2 separate regions of the Homo sapiens genome follow, and region 2 is linked to region 1. A link is a loop called in an ENCODE intact Hi-C map of the cell type or tissue named here. Cell type or tissue: OCI-LY7. All regions are shown on one strand.

Region 1 (8,000 bases):
ATTTTACCATGTTGGCCAGGATGGTCTCGATCTCTTGACCTCATGATCCACCTGTGTTGGCCTCCCAATGTGCTGGGATTACAGGCGTGAGCCACCGCGCCCGGCCTTCGTTTTTTTGGGTTTTGTTGTTGTTGTTGTTGTTTTGATATGGAGTCTCGCTCTGTTCCCCAGGCTGGAGTGCAGTGGCACAATCTCGGCTCACTGCAACCTCCACTTCCCGGGTTCAAGCAATTCTCATCATGCCTCCGCCTCCCGAATAGGTGAGACTATAGGCCTGTGCCACCACACCTGGCTAATTTTTGTATTTTTAGTAAAGATGAGGTTTCACCATGTTGGCTTGACCTCAAGTGATTCCCCTTCCTTGGCCTCCCAAAGGGCTGGAATTATAGGCATGAGCCAGTGTGCCCGGCCATAAAGGTATATAATTCAAAATATTCTGAGCATACAGATTCTCTTTTCCTTCTTTAACATCATCATGATTTAAATGAACCTGAGTAATTAATGCTGATCTAGTAAATCGTAGTGGCCTTAAGTCTAAGTATTGAGAATAGGTAATTTTAGCCGGGTGCGGTGGCTCAGGCCTGTAATCCCAGCACTTTGGGAGGCCGTAGGCAGTTAGGATCACCTGAGGTCAGAAGTTTGAGACCAGCCTGACTAACATGGAGAAATCCCATCTCTACTAAAAAAAAAATACAAAATTAGCCGGGCGTGGTGGCGCATGCCTGTAATCCCAGCTACTCAGGAGGCTAAGGCGGGAGAATTGCTTGAACCTGGGAGGAGGCAGAGATTGCAATGAGCTGAGATCTGGCCATTATTGCACTCCAGCATGGGCAACAAGAGCGAAACTCCTTCTCAAAAAAAAAAAAAAAAAAAAAAAAAAAGAATAGGTAATTTTATTATATTCTACAATGAAGGGCAATTTAAACATAATGTAATTTAATGTTTAGACATTTGTGAAACTTTCAACTAAAAGATTCCCAAGTTTCTATGAGAAAAATTAAAACAACTTTTGTCAGAGTAGGCAGTAGGCATCCCAATTATTTTACAAAATATGCTCACCATAAACAAAACAATTATATGACTTAGAATTACATGTTAATATAACCGTTCTTGCCCTGCTTTCTACAAGGTATTGTGAAATTATGTGTTCTGGGTATTTTTGACTTGTATGTGCTTCTGATTAGCTGGAAAACAGCTAGGAAAATACAGTGGTCAAAACATAGAATTTGGCTGGGTGTTCTAATCCCAGCACTTTGGGAGGCGGAGATGGGAGGATCGCTTGAGGCCAGGATTTGAGACTAACCTGGGCAACATTGTGAGAGTCCCATCTCTACAAAAAATTAAAAGACAAGCCTAATTCAATATGGTTTTCCTTACCATTCAGCTCTGTGATGTAGATAGAAACTTTACCCCTGAAGCTAACATAATTCAAATTCAATTGTGGATCAAGTTGGCAACCCAACATGTATGCTCCATATTGCCTCTGGCACCAAGTTTAAACATTTAAGAAAAATTATCCGGCCAGGCGCAGTGGCTCAAGCCTGTAATCCCAGCACTTAGGGAGGTCAACGTGGGTGGATCATGAGGTCAGGAGATCGAGACTATTCTGGCTAACACAGTGAAACCCCATCTCTACTAAAAATACAAAAAAATTAGCCGGGCGTGGTGGTGGGCACCTGTAGTCCCAGCTACTCGGGAGGCTGAGGCAGGAGAATTGCTTGAAACCACCGGAAGGCAGAAGTTGCAGTGAGCCAAGATCACGTTACTGCACTCCAGCCTGGGTGACAGAGACAGACTCCATCTCAAAAAAAAAAAAAAGAAAAATTATCCTAATGTGTCCTCCAAATATGTCCTTTTTTTTTTTTTTTGAGACAGAGTTTCGCTCTTGTTGCACAGGCTGGAGTGCAGTGACATGATCTTGGCTCACTGCAACCTCCGCCTTCCGGTGGTTTCAAGCAATTCTCCTGCCTCAGCCTCCTGAGTAGCTGGAACTACAGGCACATACCACCACGCCCAGCTAATTTTTTGTATTTTTATTAGAGATAGGGTTTCACCATGTTGGTCAGGATGGTCTCGATCTCTCGACCTTGTGATCCGCTCGCCTCGGCCTCCCAAAGTGCTGGAATTACAGGCGTGAGCCACCGCGCCCGGCCCAAATATGTCCTTTCAAAGTCATACTAGAGTACTGTCTAAAAGGCCGGCATGGAAGTTGTCTGATTGTAGAGGAAGTCATTTCATTTCATTTATTTACCATTGATAGGGTCCGGAGTCTGTAAAGTTAGATGTTAGCTTATGGAAAATAAGTGGCAAATGATTTTGTTGGGTAGAAAAGATATCTCCAGGCCAGGTGCGGTGTCTCACGCCTGTAATCCCAGCACTTTGGTAGGCCGAGGCGGGTAGATCACTTGAGGTGGATCACTTCAGGAGTTTGAGACCAGCCTGGCCAGCAGGGTGAAACCCAGTCTCTACTAAAAATACAAAAATTAGCCAGGCTTGGTGGCACATGCCTGTAATCCCAGCTACTGGGGAGACTGAGGCAGGAGAATTGCTTGAATCCAGGAGGTGGAGATTGCAGTGAGCCAAGAGCGCGCCATTGCACTCCAGCATGAACGAAGAAGCGAGACTCTTGTTTAAAAAAAGAAAGAAAGAAAAGATATCTCCAAAGGTTGCCATTTCATTGCTCTGTGAATATTAAGCAGTGTTATATTTCATATTGCAGTCTTATCCCAGCATTCTTTTTCCCACTGACTATATATTTACCAGTCTCCCCTATCTTTCTTCTTTTGCCGGTTCCCTGATGATTAGTTAAATAAGAAGGGTAAATAAGAGGCTAGCTTGCCTAGCAGATAGAGAAAGGGGTATTTCTGACTTGGGAAGATCAGCATGTGCAAAGGCGAGCGTGACTCCTTTAGAGAATTCCAAGAGACTCCATGTGGCTAAAGCAGTTCTTCTCAAACTTTGATGTCCATATGAATCACTCAGATTCAGTGAGTCTAGGGCGAGGCCCAGAATTCCACCTGTCTACAAGCTCCCAGGTTAAGCTGCTGCTGCTTGTCTTTGGACCATACTTTGAGTAAAAAGGGGGTAGGGTTAAAGCACTTCCAAAGATGTGCACATCCAAAAATGAAGATGGGGCCAGGCACATTAGCTCATGCCTGTAATCCCAGCACTTTGAGAGGCCGAGGCGGGCAGATCACTTGAGTCCAGGAGTTTGAGACCAGCCTGGCCAATATAGTGAAATCCTGTTTCTACTAAAAATACAAAAAGTTAACCAGGCATATTAGTACAAACCTGTAGTCCCAGCTACTCAGGAGGTGGAGGCAGGAGAATCGATTGAATCCAGGAGGCAGAGGTTGCAGTAAGCCGAGATCACGCCATTGCACTCCAGCCTGGGCAACAGAGTAAGACTCTGTCTCAAAAGCAAAAATAAAAAACAAAGATGTGCACATCCAAAGATGAAGATGGAAACTGAGGGAGAGGGGTATGGAACAGGCTCTATACTAAGAATAATCATTTTTCACAATCCACATCAAACAAAAATATTTCTAAGCTCAAGCAGGTAGTTCATGCATTTGAAATCATACAAAAACTCCAACCACATTTCAATATAGTCACAAAAACAAGACCAGTTAAGTCATTTCCTAAAAATGTACGTTCTCCAGCAGCTAGTAGAGCTAAGCTGGTTTTGGCGATGTCTACTGCCATCTAGTGGAAATGGATTGACATAACTAGTGCATCATTTAGTGGTAAAGCTTTCAAATTAAAGTTTTCAAAGTACTCTCATTTTATCTCCACAGTAACCTGTGAAATAGACATTGTTATTCAGTTTGTTTTAACTTATTAAAAAATTTAAGGCAGGGCACAGTGGCTCACGCCTGTAATCCCAGCACTTTGGGAGGGGAATTCGAGACCAGCCTGATCAACATGGCGATACCCTGTCTCTACTAAAAACACAAAATTACCCGGGCGTGGTGGCATATGCCTGTAGTCCCAGCTACTCGGGAGGCTGAGGCAGGAGAATCGCTTGAACCCGGAAGGTGGAGATTGCGGTGAGCCGAGATCGTGCCATTGCACTGCAGCCTGGGCAATAAGATCGAAACTCTGTCTCAAAAAATAATAATAATAAAAAAATAAAAATAAAAAAACTTTCAGGCCGGGCGCGGTGGCTCGCGCCTGTAATCGCAGCAATTTGGGAGGCTGAGGCAGGCAGATCACTTGACCTCAGGAATTCAAGACCGGCCTGGCCAACATGGTGAAACTGCTTCTCTACTAAAAATATAAAAATTAGCCAGGTGTGGTGGCGCAAACCTGTGGAGGCGCAAGCCTCAGCTACTCTGGAGGCTGAGGTGGGAGAATGGCTTGAACCTGGGAAGGTGGAGGTTGCAGTGAGTCAAAATTGTGCCACTGCACTCCAGCCTGGGCGAAAGAGCGAGACTCCATCTCAAAATAATTAAATAAATAAGGCCGGGCATGGTGGCTCACTCCTGTAATCCCAGCTCTTTGGGAGGCTGAGGCGGGCAGATCACTTGATGTCAGGAGTTCAAGACCAGCCTGGCCAACATGGCAAAACCCCATCTCTATTAAAAATACAAAAATTGGGCCAGGCGCAGTGGCTCACACTTGTAATCCCAGCACTTTGGGAGGCTGAGGCAGGTGGATCACTTGAGGTCGGGAGTTCAAGACTAGCCTGACCAACATGGAGAAAACCCCATCCCTACTAAAAATACAAAAATTAGCCGGGCATGGTGGTGCATGCCTGTAATCCCAGCTACTTGGGAGGCTGAGGCAGGAGAATCGCTTGAACCCAGGAGATGGAGGTTGCGGTGACCCAAGATCGTGCCATTGCACTCCAGCCTGGGCAATAAGAGCGAGACTCCATCTCAAAAAAAAAAAAAAAAAAAGAAATTAACTGAGCATCATGTCAGGTGCTTGTAATCCCAGCTACTCAGGAGGCTGAGGCAGGAGAATTGCTTGGACCTGGGAGGCGGAGGTTGCAGTGGGCTGAGAACACGACACTGCGTTCCAGCCTGGGTGACAGAGCAGGACTCTGTCTCAAAAAAAAAAAAACCTTCGTATTAGGCCAGGCGTGGTGACTTATACTTGTAATCCCAGCATTTTACGAGGCCAAGGCAGGAGGATGCTTGAGGCCAGGAGTTTGAGACCAGCGTGGGCAATATAGCATGACCCTGTTTCTACAAAAAAAAAATTTTTTTTTTTAATTAGCTGGGTGGAGTGTCTGTAGTCTAGCTACTCAGGAGGTTGAGGCAGGAGGATCACTTGAACCCAGGAAGAACATTAGCCTGGGCAACGTAGCAAGACCCTATCTTACAAAAAAACTTTTTTTGACTGAGTGGGGTGGCTCACCCCTGTAATCTCAGCACTTTGGGAGGCCCAGGCAAGCAGATCACTTGAGGTCAGGAGTTCAAGACCAGCCTGGCCAACATGGTGAAACCCCATCTCTAGTAAAAATACAAAAAGTTAGCTGGGCGTGGTGACACATGCCTGTGATCCCAGCTACTCAGGAAGCTAAAGCAGAGAATTGCTGGAACCTGGGAGGCAGAGGCTGCAGTGAGCCGAGATCATGCCACTGCACTCCAGCCTGGGAGACAGAGCAAGACTCCATCTCAAAAAAAAAAAAAAAAAAAATTAACGCTTCATATTATCAAGCACTTATTATAAGCACTGTACATGAATGATCTAATTTATTCTCCATTACAATCTAATATGGTAAGTATTATCTGGTTTATTATTCCCACTTACAGATAAGAAGCCAAGACTTAGAGAATTTTAAGAAGAATGTTGAAAGTCCAGCAGCTAGTAAAGTGGGAGCATCAGGGTCAAAGTAGGGGATCCTACAAGGCATGTATCGTTAACATAAGTTATAACCAACATCACAAAATGTGTCAGACATTCTCCTAAGCAGTTTGTTTATAGGTATCAGCTAATTTAATCTTCACAAAACCTGAACCAGGCAAGGTGGCTCATGCCTATAATCCGAGCACTTTGGAAAGCAGAGGTGGGCGGATCACTTGAGGTCAGAAGTTCAAGACCAGCCTGGCCAATGTGGCAAAACCTCATCTCTGGCTGGGTGCGGTGGCTCACGCCTGTAATCCCAGCACTTTGGGAGGCCAAGGCGGGCGGATCACGACGTCAGGAGATCGAGACCATCCTGGCTAACATGGTGAAACCCCGTCTCTACTAAAAATACAAAAAAATTAGCTGGGTGTGGTGGCAGGCACCTGTAGTCCCAGCTACTCGGGAGGCTGAGGCAGGAGAACGGCGTCAACTCGGGAGGTGGAGCTTGCAGTGAGCTGAGATCGTGCCACTGCACTCCAGCCTGGGTGACAGAGCGAGACTGTCTCAAAAAAAAAAAAAAAACCTCATCTCTACTAAAAAGACAAGAAATTAGCTGGGCGTGGTAGCACCTGTCTGTGGTCCCAGCTACTCTGGAGGCTGAGGATCACCCGAACCCGGGAATTTGAGGCTGCAGCGAGCCATGATCGCGCCACTGCATCCAGGCTGGGTGACGGGAATGAGACCGTCTCAAAAAACAAAACCAAAACCAAAAAGGTATGAAGTATGTATAATTATTATTCCCATTTTATAGATCAAGAAACCAAGAGGAGTTAAGCAAGATATTCAAGGTCACCAACTAGTGAAAAGCATAGCCAGAACTGGAATCCAGGAAGTTTAATTCTAGGGCATATGTTCTCAACCAGTAAGCAATTTTTTAAAAAGTTATTATAACTTGGGCCAGGCGCGGTGGCTCATGCCTGTAATCCCAGTGTTTTGGGAGGCCAAGGTGGAAGGACTTTAAGACCAGCCTGGGCAACATAGTGAGACCCCCATCTCTATAAAAAATATGTATTTTTAAATAGCTGGACATGGTAGCACATGCCTGTAGTCCTAGCACTTTGGGAGGCTGAAGCAGGCAGATCACTTGAGCTTGGGAGTTCAAGACCAGCCTGAGCAACATGGCAAAACCATGTCTCTAAAAAAAACAAACAAACAAACAAAAAAAAACCCAGGCGTGGTGGCTCACGCCTGTAATCCCAGCACTTTGGGAGGCCTAGGCGGGTGGATCACTTGAAGTCAGGAGTTTGAGACCATCCTGGCCAACATGGTGAAACCCCGTCTCTACTAAAACTACAAAAATTAGCTGGGCATGGTGGTGAGCACTTGTAATCCCAGCTGCTCAGGGGGCTGAGGCAGAAGAATCAATTGAACCCAGGAGGCGGAGGTTGCAGTGAGCCAAGATTGCACCACTGAACTCTAGCCTGGATAACAGAGCTGGACTCTGTCGCAAAAAAAAAAAAAAAAAAAAAAAGCAAAAATGCAGATTCTGATGCAGAAAGCCTGAGGTAGGGCCTAAGATTCTGCATTTCTATAAGGCTCTCAGTGAGGACAGTGCTGCTGGCCAAGGTGGATCACACTTTGAGGAGCAAAGTTCTGGCAAGGGGAGGGAGGGGAGAGGAGCAACATTAGAACTGTTAAAAGAAAAATTCTAGACAAATTAAATTTAACAGAGGGTAATTGAACAAAGAATGATTCCTTAAAAATATATATATATTTTTAGAGACTGGTCTCTGTTGCGCAGGCTGGAGTGCAGTGGCTCAATCATAGCTCACCACAGCCTCAAACTTCTGGGCTCAAGGGACCCTCCTGAGTAGCTAGAACCACATGACACATGCCATGATGCCTAGCTTTTATTCATTTATTTCTTTTCTTTTCTTTCTTTCTTTTTTTTTTGGAAACATAGTTTTGCTCTTGTTGCCCAGGCTGGAGTGCAATGGCCTAATCTTGGCTCACTGCAACCTCTGCCTCCCGGGTTCAGACGATTCTCCTGCCTCAGCCTCCTGAGTAACTGGGATTACAGGCATGCGCCACCACACCTGGCTAATTTTGTACTTTTAGTAGAGATAGGGTTTCCCCATGTTGGTCAGGCTGATCTCGAACTCCCGACCTCAGATGATCCACCCCCCTTGGCCTCCCAAAGTGCT
Region 2 (8,000 bases), 410 kb before region 1:
CTTAGAAAGGGGAGCCAAGTCCAAACATGAAATTCATATGTGTTTCATATATATAGCTTAAAGCTAATTTTATGCAATATTCTTAATAATTTTGTGCATGAAACAAAGTTTTGACTATACCCATCACATGAGGTCAAGTGTATAATTTTCCACATGTAGCATCATGTTGGTGCTCAAAAAGTTTCAAATTTTGTAGCATTTCAGATTTCATATTAGGGATGCTCAACCTGTATTGAGAATGTTCAGTACCATAAGAGGAATATTATATATGTAAGTTAAATAGGTTTCATTACATGCTATTTGACAAGCTAGCTGAATTTATTATGAAACAGATTTAGTATACATTTGATCTTCCCCAGAATAGAAACAGTACAGTTATACAAAAAGGAGGAAATAAAACTGGATTCCCAGAATAAAGTTTAAAATAGATCAATTTTAATAAAGCAAATATGCAACCCCAGATGGCAGAAGTTAAAGTAAATTTTCATACTAATTGTGGTAAAATTGAGTAAAATAGAAAAAGGGCATTGAAGAACTTAGAAAAATATAAAATACATGAGACTTTCTTAGAAGTAGTACATTTCTCTGAGACCCATCATAAATGTCTTTAAAGTATATTTAAACCAAAGGATTGAGATACAGTACATACACACTAAGACATGATAGCATGAAATAAACTGAATGAGTTCTAGACCAGGATTCAGGAAATCAAAGTTGTAAGGCTCTGTGGAAGCTTGAAGTAACCAAGTGTCTTCTCTAGACCAGGGGTCCCCAACACCTGGACCCTTACTGGTCCGTGGCCTGTTACGAACTGGGTTGCACAGCAGGAGGTGAGTGGTGGGCGAGCCAAGCTTCATCTGTATTTACAGACACTCCCCATCATGCACATTATGACCTGAGCTCCGCGACTCCTGTCAGATCAACGGCAACATTAGATTCTCACATTAGATTAGAACACTGGAGCACGAAGACTGTTGTGAACTGTGCAGGCAAGGGATCTAGGTTGTGTGCTCCTTATGAGAATCTAATGCCTGATGATCTGTCATTGTCTCCCATCACTCCCAGATGGGACCATGTAGTTGCAGGAAAACAAGCTCCGGGCTCCCACTGATTCTAGATTATGGTGAGTTGTTTAATTATTTCATTATATATTACAACGTAATAATAACAGAAATAAAGTGCACAATAAATGTAATGCACTTGAATCCTCCCAAAACCATGGCCCCCTCACCCCCTGGTCCATGGAAAAATTGTCTTCCGTGAAACCAGTCCCTGGTGCCAAAAGGTTGGAGACCGCTGCTGTAGACCTAACTCCAAAATTGGGGGGTGTGGACAAGATGGTCTTAAAGACCTCTACTAACCACAGTGTCTCCGGATTTTATTATCTGGCTTAAATGATGAGTCCCAATTGTAAGACAGTCTGCGTCTAGGGAAGAGAGGGGAACCACAGACAGTTAAGACTGGAAATGTTGGTGAGAAATCTCAAAATATTTCGCTGGTGGACAAGAAAGAAACTGGTATGCTAGAGAACTATACATCTCCCCCAGTTAGATGACTACAGATAAAGCAGCCCAACAGCAGTGGCATGATATCTTCATACAGTCATTGCTGGAGATGCAGCTAAAGATGATTCCATTAGTTATGTCAGAAGACTTAGTTAGAGACTCAGATACATACCCAATATCTATAGTGACAAAAAGATGCTTAAGGGTAGGGAATCTAACTAATCATATTTAATATTAGGGTCCCTTTAAAAAGGAAAATACTGCATTAGAGTTTAAAACACAATTCTGGGCCAGGCGTTGTGGCTCATGCCTCTAATCCCAGCACTTTGGGAAGCCAAGGTGGGTGGATCACTTGAGGCAGGAGTTTGAGACCAGCCTGGCCAACATGGTGAAACCCCATCTCTACTAAAAAATACACAAAAAATTAGCTAGGTGTGGTGGCACATGCCTGTAATCCCAGCTACTCGGGAGGCTGAGGAATGAGAATCCTTGGAACCTGGGAGGCAGAGGTTGCAGTAAGCCAAAATCGTACCACTGAACCACAGCCTGAGCAACAGAGTGAGACTCTGCCTCAAAAACAAATAAATAATCTAAATAAATAAAACACGATCCTGAAGTAAATTTAAAAAGCCAATATATATCCCCTTATGTTCATACAGTCATTGCTGGAGATGTAGCTGAAGATGATTCAGTCAGTAATAAGTCAGAAGACATAGGAGATACAGATAAAAAACAAGGTCTTGACACACATAAAATAATATTCTGGTTTTTTTTTTTTGTACGTGTGTGTGTGTGTGTGTGTGTGTGTGTGTGTGTGACAAAGTATATACATAAAATGCTATTATAAGACACTGCTATGGCCTGAACTGTGTTCCTCCCACCAATATTCATATATTGAAGCCTTAACCCCCAATGTGATGTATTTGGAGACAGGGCCTTTGAATGATAACTAGCTTTAGATGAGGTCATGAGAGTGGTGCCCTCATAATGGGTTTTAGATTTTATATCTATATATTAATAGACGCTACCATACCTAAGAAATTATGTTATAACATTATATGAAGTACTGTTGGATCATAACTCAAAACACATAAATGAAAGGTGGAAATAATTAATGGAAGCAATGTTCCCCATCGCTGTTTTTCTCCAAGTGTAGCAGCATCAGCATTAACTGAGAACTTACTCAAAATGCAAATTCTTGGGCCCCATCCAGAATCAGAAACTCTGGTGTTGGGGCCTAGCAATCTGTTTTAACAAGTCTTCCAGGTTATAATGATGCAAGCAAGTTTGAGAATCATTACCCTCTGGTATAGGGCACTAAGGGTTTGGAGGTGAGATTTTGTGCTTGCTACCTGATAGTTTGCCTCTTCTACACAAACCAAAACTGGGGAGGAGGAGATCACCAAGCCCCCAAGCTGAAGTATATCTGTTAAAAAGACCTTGTACCTAGTCTGTCAGTCCAAAGCTTCATATAACTTCACAAAGTGTAAAGCTCAATGTTAATTTAACAAACTAGTTAATCAAATTTCCTATACTCCTGGCAAACTTATTTCTCTGGTTTATCAGACAGGACAGATTCTTAGGTTTCCATAGGCATCACAGCTATGGCCTTTGTCATTAAGAGTTAAAAATCAAATTATGCCAGGTGCAGTTGGCACATGCCTATAATCCCAGCTTCTTGGGATGCTAAGATTGAAGCATGACTTAAGCCCAGGAGTTTGAATCCAGCCTGGGCAACACAGCAAGAACCCATCTCTAAAAATAAAAAATAAAATTTTAAAAAATAAGAAAATCAGATTACTGCATTGTTTAATAAGGAAAAAAGATTTCCATCTAAAAAGTTAAGAGCTTTAGTATTCAGAAGATTTTAGCTTGTTAGTCCTCTGGAAAACTTACTTAAGTACAACCTCAAGATAATTTTTTACATGTAGAAGAAAAAGATTAAGTCAAAAGTACAAGTTTTTTTTTTTGTTTGGCATGTTTGCATGCCAAATATGAAATATTTGGAATATATTTAGAAAATGTGAAACAGGACAAATGCATAGTCATCCTAGAGATTATATTATTTTAAACTGTCACATGAAAATTCAAAGCAAAGATATAAACCCACAAGGATCTCAGCAGCTAAATACGTAAGAAAAAAACTTAAACAGGCAAGGATTTTAGGTACACCTGCAATATATACCTACTGATTCACAAATTGCCACTCCGCTCTTAGGAAGAATGTAATAGAACGTAGTATTGAGGTATAAAAATATGAATTATTTATCTTCAGGGAAAAAAATTCACATGAAATAGTCTTTCTTTAAAACAACAACAAAGTGATGGGTATTTACATGTAAAAACAGAGGTCACTTCATTTTTATTTTTTGTATTTCACTGATGAATTTTTGAAATTGGAGTTGCTATTATTAATAATAGCTCCATATTGTTAACTTTGATATCTGGCCAAAAAACCAGTCCCCCAAAAGTATTCTCTTTCCTATCTTAAATGTATGCTATAAGCCATAAGCTTTTCTTTACTTCAAATGAAAATCCAGCTACAGCTGTAGACCCCTTGGATTCTGAGTATCTAGAGTGGTTCCCAATTTGGAACTTCTGAAGGTTTTGATCTAGCAGGTTGGAGTCAGTTCAGGCACCCGTATTTTTAGACGGTTCTCAAGCATAGCCAGCACTGGAAACCGTAGCTAGGTTATCATGCTCAGACCAGCAGAGGACTGATTCACACAGAAGTTTCAATTTGATTCCATTCAGGGAAGAAAAATTTGCTAATGCCGATAGATTATCACTTAAAAATTAATGACTAATGGAATATGAAGGAAATCAATCACGGAGAAGAATCATAGACTGCTCAGGCTATTCCTATTATGTTAAGTAAAAAGAAGTGGCCCATGAAAATTGAATAAACTAGATCTTTGGATCTAAAACATATTTTATTTTTCTCCCTGGTCTGAAGCATAAGCGAGAGAGGATAAAAGGAATCAAGAAGTTATCAAAGGAGAAAGGACTCTGCCAAAAGAGAAAATTTGTGTTTGACAATCTTATCACCTACCTGTCTCTTCTGAGTAGGAGAAACAAAATTGACTTAATTCCGCTCCAATATCAGCTGCCATTTATATGAGCTGGTATGCCTTATTATCTATGTATTCCCGCAAGCCACTGCTTTCTGGTATAGGACAGTCACAGTTAAACCTATTTTAGGTCAGAGGGGTGGAGTCAAGCATACTTAAATAAGCATAGAAGTTTCATGGTAGTAAAATATATCCTATTAGAGGAGGTCACGCTGATCTTCAGCCTAAAAATCACAAGTGAAATACCTCAATGTTCATCTAAGAATAACCCTAGAAATGCCCATTTTTCTTTTGGTTGTAGCAAAACATATTTCCAAAATTCAAAAAGTTCACAATGAGATGGCCAGCAGGGGGCATTAAGGAATCTACTGTTACCATCTCAAAGGGTACGCTAAGAATTATGTTTTCTTCTAATTCATTTATCTCTTCCAAAAGAAAGAAATTGGAAGTAATTTTCCTTAAACCTGGAATATTTAAACACTTTTGTATATTTTACATGCATTATAATTTGTATAATCTTAGCAGTAAAATTATTACATAAATTAATGCACTTTAGTCATATGAAACACAATACTGAGAACTTTTCATTTTAATCCAATAGTACATCCAGATAGAGAAGAACTTATTACTAAAACTTCAGAAAACCGAAGACTTACAAATGTGAAAAAAGAAAGCTCAGACATAGGTATGCTGCTAATCTTAAATACAGGCAACTTGTTTATTATGAAGTCATGATTTTTCTAATTTGTACTGTTGGTAATATTTTAATAAACTTTTAAGAAGCTGTGGCATAATAAAGAATATATCTAGTTTTGGTCTCCTGTTCCTGGCACAAAGCATCAACAACCTTTGGAACTTCCAGAGACAGAGGCATCTTTGTTGTGTTAATGAGGCTACTCTAGGTGGGTTCCCAGATAGCTTCAGGATAGGGGGTAGTCACCGAAAAAGACCGACCATGTGATGAGGGTTGGAGCTTTGTGCCAGTGTGACCTCCATGAAGGAGAGTGGGGCTGGAGGTTGAGTTCCATCTTGCAGCCAATGACTTAATCAATCACATCATAAAAACTCTGGCTTAGAGGAAGATTTGGAAGCTCCGTACAATGCAGTTCATGTTTCCTTAGTTCCTTTATAACTTCCCACAGACATCACTGCATTAACCTCTACACTTGACTTGTCTTTACTTTTCTATTCTCAAACCTCAGCAACTTTTCTGAGATGTGATTTACATACAATCAAATTCACCCAACTAAAGCGTATAACTGTGGTTTTTAGTATATCCACAGTTATACAATAATCACCAGTATCCCATTTTAGAACATTTTGATCACCCCACAAAGAAATCCCGTATCTGCCAGGCACGGTGGCTAACGCCTGTAATCCCAACACTGTGGGAGGCCAAGGCAGGCAGAACACGAGGTCAAGAGATCAAGACCATCCTGGCCAACATGGTGAAACCCCATCTCTACTAAAAATACAAAAATTAGCTGGGCGTGGTGGCCGCGCACCTGTGGTCTCAGCTACTCGGGAGGCTGAGGCAGGAGAATCACTTGAACCCAGGAGGCGGAGGTTGCAGTGAGCCGTGGTCACACCACTGCACTCCAGCCTGGGCGACTGAGCAAGACTCTGTCTCAAAAAAAAAAAAGAAAGAAACCCCATATCCATCAGTAGTTTAACTGCTTGACCACACCTCTGTAACCCCTGACAACCACTAACCAACTTTCTGTTTCTAAGAATTTGCCTATTCTGGACATGAGTGGTACCCTCCAATATACATTTTTGTGTCTGGCTTCTTTTGTTTCACGGTTCATCCACGTTGTAGCATATATCAGTATTTCATTCCTTTTTATGGCTGAATAATATTCCAATTTACAGATATACCATATTTTGTTTTCCCACTTATCAACTGACAGACATTTGGGTCACTGCCATTTTCTGGCTCCTATGAATACTGTTGCTATGAACATTCTGGTACAATTTTTTTCCCATTTTGGTAAAATATACATAAAATATTTACCATTATACCCATAAGTACGTTCACGTTGTTGTGCAAACATCACCACTCTCCATCTCCAGAGCTTTTTCATCATTCCAAACTGAAACTTCTGTAGCCATTAAACAATAACTCCTCCATCCCAACTCTCCTTAGCCTGTGGTGACCACTATTCTCCTTTCCATCTTTGTGAATTTGACTATTCTAGGTACCTCATATAAGTGGAATCATACAATATTCGTCCATTTGTGCCTGGCTTATTTCACTTATAATATCTTTAGGGCTCCTCCATGTTGTAGCATTTATCAGAATTTCCTTCATTTTAATATTCCATTGTATGGATACACCATTTTGTTTATTCATCCATCGATGGTTATCTGGGTTGTTTCTGCCTTTCGGCTATTATCAATAACTCTGCTATGAATGTGGATGTATAAATATCTGCTTGAGTCCCTGCTTTCAATTCTTTTGGGTATATACCCAGAAGCGAAATTGTTGATCATATGGTAATTTGTGTTTAATTTTTTTAGGACCTGCAGTACTGTTTTTCCACAGCATGTATATGTTTTTATGTGAACATGTTTTCAGTTCTTCTGGGTTTATATGTAGGAGTGGAATTGCTTGGTCATATGGCATATGCTGAAAGTTTCTGAGGAACTACCTGTTTTCCACCATGACTTCACCATTTTACATTTCTATCACCATCTTTTAAAAATTATATCCAACAAGAGTGATTTAAACACATTTTCAAATTTCCATGAGGCACTAGGCATGGTGGTAGGCACCTGTAGTGCCAGCTACTTGGGAGGCTGAGGCAGGAGGATCGCTTGAGCTCAGGAGGTCCACGCCAGCCTCGGCAACATAGTGAGACCCTGTCTCTTAAAAAAAAAAAAAAAAAATTCATAAGGCTGAAAAATTATTCAGAATTAAAACCTAGGAGAATTTAAGATGAGAGGAACTCACTGTTAGAAAGCATTGTGGAGTATGCCTTCCCCCTGTCACCCCCTGCTGCACATCATCACCCCAAAATAATACTGGGTCCACTGCAGGGTCTAAATTGGTAAATTTTAAATGTCATTTTGATATATGAAGTCTAACAGAGAAGATCTCTATTGTGTATTACCTAAAATGCTTCCTTATACCTGAGTTGGTAGAGAATACAGTAGAGAAAGAAGGAAAATGTCTATGCCCACTTCTCACTAAAAGAAATTTAGTAAACACTGGGACTTTCCATATTCACAAATATCCAGTGAAGATCACCTATGATGAAAAGCAGCTAAATTTTCTCACTAATAATGAGAACAGTCTGTCTTATAATTTTTAGAATATACTGTTTGAATATGGACACAAAATTTCTTTTGACTCATATTGAAGTTATTATTGTATTCTTGGTACTTTATGCCATCACAGTTGCTTTAAGTGAATGATAATCAA

The links. Peaks named below come from ENCODE experiments on the same cell type or tissue, not always from the same donor. Only the 100,000 strongest peaks of a DNase experiment are listed, where the experiment ranks them.
Region 2: a loop joins it to region 1, with 2.7 times the contacts of the local background. A loop is called at or near these places in 54 of 110 quality-filtered maps.

Annotation. Positions count from the first base shown.
Region 1 is chr4:56,833,130-56,841,129 of GRCh38, forward strand. No RefSeq gene overlaps it. Among named protein-coding and RNA genes, the nearest start is that of SPINK2, 15 kb to the left of the region's middle. In OCI-LY7, a CTCF peak has its summit at 3,724 (motif pointing left); a DNase peak (open chromatin) is centred at 3,682.
Region 2 is chr4:56,420,196-56,428,195 of GRCh38, forward strand. All of the region lies in intron 1 of PPAT (phosphoribosyl pyrophosphate amidotransferase), which reads right to left. It also overlaps a transcript of PAICS not described here. Among named protein-coding and RNA genes, the nearest start is that of PPAT, 11 kb to the right of the region's middle. RefSeq lists an enhancer at 5,208-5,893. In OCI-LY7, CTCF peaks have their summits at 4,939 (motif pointing right) and 5,140; a DNase peak (open chromatin) is centred at 4,926; H3K27ac peaks cover 627 bases.